2 separate regions of the Homo sapiens genome follow, and region 1 is linked to region 2. A link is a loop called in an ENCODE intact Hi-C map of the cell type or tissue named here. Cell type or tissue: Panc1. All regions are shown on one strand. Each heading gives the region's core, and the rest is flanking DNA. Links, peaks and the distances in the headings are about the cores only. Region 1 has its middle 310 kb from the start of LINC02963. Region 2 has its middle 240 kb from the start of LINC02963.

The links. Peaks named below come from ENCODE experiments on the same cell type or tissue, not always from the same donor. Only the 100,000 strongest peaks of a DNase experiment are listed, where the experiment ranks them.
Region 1: a loop joins it to region 2, with 2.3 times the contacts of the local background. A loop is called at or near these places in 3 of 110 quality-filtered maps.

Annotation. Positions count from the first base shown.
Region 1 is chr12:34,525,673-34,528,592 of GRCh38, reverse strand. No RefSeq gene overlaps it. Among named protein-coding and RNA genes, the nearest start is that of LINC02963, 310 kb to the right of the region's middle. In Panc1, for the core only: no CTCF peak of the experiment used is centred there; a DNase peak (open chromatin) is centred at 1,442.
Region 2 is chr12:34,453,459-34,456,378 of GRCh38, reverse strand. No RefSeq gene overlaps it. Among named protein-coding and RNA genes, the nearest start is that of LINC02963, 240 kb to the right of the region's middle. In Panc1, for the core only: no CTCF peak of the experiment used is centred there; no DNase peak of the experiment used is centred there.

The DNA.
Region 1 (2,920 bases), core at 267-2,766, 72 kb before region 2:
TAAACCATATGAGTCATTTTTTAATATTACTGCATGTGAGTTAAGACAATCTCCCCAAATTAAAGTTTTAGATGGGCCCTCAAAATTTTTAGGGCACGGTTTTCCTGCAGGTTTATATTGAAAGTATGGGGTATCTCCCATTACTCCTCCTTTCGTTTGTTTTAAAGGAGAAAGGGAGAGGCCAGAGACCATATGTCCCGTTTTATCTGTAGCTGATCTTTCCGGAAGATAAGCAGCCCAGACCTGAGTTTCTAGATGTATGCAACCAGATGCATGTCTGAAGCACAGAAGGTGGTATTTATAGCCCATGGTAACATTAAATGCAGTGCCTTCTTCTCCTGGTTGAGCAGGGCAATGGTCATCTCTGGCTCCAGGCATCCACACACTATCATTAGTGTAGATTTCTGCAGGAGTATCTACCCAGATGAGAAGTCGGAATAAGTGGAGGAAAAGACACATAAGCCCAATAAGAATAATTATGTGTAGCAGGTAAATTAGTGTGAGAGGAAACTGGTGAGACAGAAAGTATAAGGTGGAGAATTATTAAGTAAACACTAGTGTAAGAACGATTGAGTGCTGAAGGAGGAAGAGAAGAACAGAGGGATGTTATTTTCAGGCTAGTAGAAAAGGTGAGACTTTTAGGTTTGTAAGGAGAAAAAGAAAGGTAATGAGGAGAAGTGGGATTGGTTAGATGGGTCTCCATTGCCATCAGGGAGGACTGATTTACACCCATTGTGATTTGGTGTGCCTGTTTCTTAGGAGTCAGCACAGATCTCAACACGTCTGAGGGCAGTCTCTGACACAGACCTATTTTCTCTGTGGTTTTCATTGTCAGTATTCACCCGAAGCTTGAGTCTTCTGGTGGGTACCCAGACAGGGGATTGAAGATCTCCTGGTGAAACACAAGCATATCCTCTTCCCCACGTTATAATTGTGCCAGGTTCCTAGGAATTGGTTTAGGAGTTTTTCCATAACACTGGCTTGCCTTCGTTTAAGGATTTTTTTTGCGTGTATAATGGCATTCGGCTGCAGTTAGAGTATTATCTTTAGAAACATTTAAAAAATTTAAAGTAAACAATGCCAAATGTAATTGGGAGTGGGGAGTAGTTAAATCATGTTTTGGTTGTTCAGACTGTTTGGACAATTGGGTTTTTAAAGTGTGATTGGCCCTTTCCACCACAGCCTGTCCCTGAGGATTGTAAGTGATTCCAGTAATATGGGAAATTCCCCACTGTTTCATAAATGAATCAAAAGCCTTATTAACATATCCAGGGGCATTGTCTGTTTTTATTCGATATGGAAGCCCCATAACTGCAAAGCAAGAATACAGATGTTTCTTAACATGGGTCGTGCCTTACCCTGTTTGGCAAGTAGCCCAGATAAAACCTGAGAAGGTATCTACAGAGACATTCACATATGACAGTCTGCCAAAGGAGCTAACATGACTCACATCCATTTGACATAAAGCTTTAGGAATTAGGCCTCTAGGATTAACGCCAGGTTCCTGATTTGGAAGTACGAAGAACTGGACCTGAGGGCAGCTGTGAAAAATAAGCTTAGCCTGTTTCCAAGTAAGAGCAAATTTATCTTTTAATCCAGCAGCATTGACATGAGTGAGATTATGGAACTCCTGAGCTTCTTGGGTTGTAAAAGAGACCAAACAGTCAACTTTATGGTTACTGGCAGACATGGGTCCTGGTAAAGTGGTATGAGATCTAATATGTGTAATATAGAAAGGGTGTCTACATTGGTGAACCGCCTGTTGTAACCCTGAAAATAAAGAAGCCAAATCAGAATTATCAATATGTTTGACAGTAGCAGTTTTTAAATTTTAGTGGCATGTAAAACATAAGTGGAATCTGAAACAATATTTAAAGGTTTGGGGAAATCCTGTAAGGCAGTAATCACAGCAGTTAGCTCTGCCTTTTGAGCAGAAGTATAAAAGGTAGAAATGTTTGTCTGTAGGACCTATATAGCCAGCATTGCCATTACTGGAGCCATTAGTGAACACTGTAATGGCCTCAGGAATGGGTTGATCTTTGGTTAATCGAGCAACCACCCAAGACGTCATTTTTATAAAATCAAACTATTTGTTTTTCGGATAATGATTGTCAATAATGCCAATAAAATCAGCCAAGTGAATTTCCCACAGTACAGAATGCTGAATTGCAGCTTGAACTTCGAGCTGATTTAAAGGAACTACAATTACATTTGGATCAAATCCAGAAATTTGAAGTATTCTGCACCAAGTCTGTCCAATTAATATGGCTATTTGGTTTAGATAAACAGACAAAGTTTTTGACATAGAATGAGGAAGAAAACTCCACTCCATTAAATCATTATGTTGAACTATTAGTCCAGTAAGGGAGTGTAATGAAGCAAAAACCAGAAGCTGAAAAGACTGGAACGGCTCTACTCTAGATAACTGGGCAGTCTGGATTCTTTCCTCTACGAATTCCAATTCTAGTAAAGCCTCAGGGGTCAAAGTCCTAGCTCTGTGGAGATAGGAATCTCCCCACAGCATAGAGAACAAATTAGACAGCACATAGGTCAGAATGCCTAAAGTAGGTCTTAGATAATTAATGTTACCCAAAAGTTTTTGGAAGTCATTTAAAGTTTTTAAAGAATATCTCCTAATTTGAACTTTTTGAGGTTGAATACATTGTTTATCAACCACCATTCCTAAATATTGAAAAGGAGTGGTCTGTTGAATTTTATCCTGAGCGATGTGTATTCCAGCCTCTGTAACACAGTGGCTCAAAATTTTGTAACAATCGATTAATTCTTTATCAGTGGGGGCAGCAATTAAAATATCATCAATATAATGAAGAATATAGGCCTCGGGAAATTGGGCTCAAACTGGTGAAAGCACTTGTCCAACATAAAGCTGGCAGATTGTAGGGCTATTCAGCATTCCCTG
Region 2 (2,920 bases), core at 194-2,693:
CACCAATTGATATTTGGGAGTGCATTGAGGCCTATGGTGAAAAGGAAAATATCTTCAGATAAAAAATAGAAAGAAGCTTTCTGAGAGCCTGCTTTATGATGTGTGCATTTATGTCAAAGCATTAAAACTTTCTTTTTTTCAGCAATTTGGAAACCCTGTTTTTATCCATTCTGCATATGGACATTTTGGGCTCTTTGAGGCCAGTGGCAAAAACGTGAATATCCCAGGATGAAATCTAAAAGGGAGCTATCTGAGAAACCACTTTATGATGTGTGTATTCATCTCACAGAGTTAAAAATTTCTCTTCATTCAGCTGTTTGGAAGCACTGTTTTTGTAGGATCTGTGAAGTGATATTTTGGAGTGCATTGAGGCCTGTGGTGAAAAACAATATATCTTCAGATAAAAACTAGAAAGAAGTTTTCTGAGAAACTGCTTTGTGTTGTGTGCATTCATCTCATGTAGTTAAACTTTTCTTTTGAGTCAGCATTTTGGAAACACTGGTTTTGTCCATTCTGGAGTGGACGTTTGGGAGCTCATTAAGGCCAGTGTCAAAAAAGCAAATATCCCAGGATAAAACTAGAAGGAAGTTATCTGAGAAACCGCTATCTGTTGTGTGCGTTCATCTTGCAGACTTAAACTATTCTATTCATTAAGCAGTTTAGAAACTTTTTTTTTGTAAAATCTGCAAAGGGATATTTGAGAGCACAATGATACCTAAGGGGAAAAATAAAATATCTTCAGTTTAAAACCTGAAAGAAGCTTTCTGGGAAATTACTTTGTGATGTGTGCATTCACCTCAGAGAGTTAAACATTTATTTTCATTCAGCCGTTTGAAACACTCTTTTTGTCCATTGTGCAAATGGACATTTGTGATCTCATTGAGGCCAATCATGAAAACGAGAATATCCCAGGATAAAAACTAGAAGGATTCAATCTGAGGAAACGATTTTTGATGTGTGCATTCATCTCCTAGGATTAAAAGTTTCTTTTCATTCAGCAGATTGGAAACACTCTTTTTGTAGAATCTGTGAAGGGAGAGATTTGAGGCCTATTTTGCAAAAGAAATTATCTTCAGATAAAAACTATTAAGAAGCTTTCTGAGAAACTGCCTTGTGATGTGTGCATTCATCTCACGGATTTATACCTTTGTTTTGATTGAGCAGTTTGGAAACACTGTTTTTGTCCATTCTGTGGAAACATTGTTTTTGTTCATTCTGTGAATGGACATTTGGGAGCTCAATGAGCCCAAAGGTGAGAAAGTGAATATCCCAGGATACAATCTAGATGAAAGCTTTCTGAAAAACTGCTTTGTGATGTATGCGTTCATCCTACCTAGTTAAACTGTACTTTTTATTCAGTAGTTTGGAAACATTGTTTTTTCATAATTCAAAAGGATATTGGGGAGCACATTGAGGTCCATGTTGAAAAAGGAAATATCACCAGATAAAAACTACAAAGAAGCTTTCTGAGAAACTAGTTTGTCGTGTATGCTTTCATCTCACAGAGTTAAAACTTTCTTTTGATACAGCAGTTTGGAAACACTGTTTTTGTTCATTCTGTGAATGGACATTTGTGAGCTCATTGAGGCCAAAGTCCAAAAAGTTAATATCCCAGGACAAAACTAGAAGGAAGCTATCTGTGAAACAGATTTGAGATGTTTCCATTTATCTCCCAGAGATAAACATTTCTCTTCATTCAGCAGTTTGGAAACACTGTTATTTTAGGATCTGCGAAGGGATATTTGGGAAAGCATTCAGACCTATGGTGAAAAAGAAATCATTTTCAGATAAAAACTAGAAAGAAGCTTTCTGAGAAAGTACTTTGTGATGTGTGCATTCATCTAACAGAGTTAATCCTTTCTTTTGATTCACTAGTTTGGAGGCACTCTTTTTGTCCACTCTGCGAATGAACATCTGTGAGCTCATTGAGGAAATGGTGAGTAAGCAAGTACCCCAGAATAAAAGACAAAAGGAAGCCATCACAGAAACTGCTTTGTGATGTGAGCATTCATTTCGCTGAGTGAAACCTTTCTTTTCATTCAGCAGTTGGGAAAAACTGTTTTTGTCCATTCTGTGAATGGACATTTTGGAGCTCATTGAGGGCAATGGCAAAAAAGCCAATATCCCAAGAAAAAAACTTGAAGGAATTTACCTGAGAAACCACTTTGTGATGTGTGTATTCGTTTCGAAGAGTGAAACCTGTCTTTTCTTTTTTTTTCTTTTTTTTTTTGTTTTTGTTTTTGTTTTTTTTTAATATACTTTAAGTTTTAGGGTACATTTGCACAACGTGCAGGTTAGTTACATATGTATACATGTGCCATGTTGGTGTGCTGCACCCATTAACTCATCATTTACATTAGGTATATCTCCTAATGCTATCCCTCCCCCCTCCCCCAACCCCACAGCAGTCTCCAGTGTGTGATGTTCCTTCTTTTCATCCAGCTCTTTTGAAACAGCTATCTGAGAAACTGCTTTGTGATATATGCATTGATCTTGCAGAGTTAAACCTTTCCTTTCATTCAGCAATTTTTAAACACACTTTTGTAGAATCTGTGAAGGGATATTTGGGAGTGAATAGAGGCCTATGGTGAAAAGGAAAATACAGATAAATACTGGAGGGAAGCTATATCAGAAACCGCTTTGTAATGTGTGCATTCATCTCCCAGAGTTAAACCATTCTTTTCATTCAGCAGTTTGAAAACACTTTTTTTGTAGAATTGGCAAATGGACTTTTGGGAGTTCATTCATGCCAATGGTGAAAAAGCGACTATCCCAGGATAAAATCTAGAAGGAAGCTATCTGAGAAACTACTTGTGATGTGCGCACTCAGCTCATGGAGTTAAACCTTTCTTTTCACTCAGGAGTTTGGTAAAATTGTTTTTGTAGAATCTGTGAAGGGATATTGGGGACAGCATAGAGG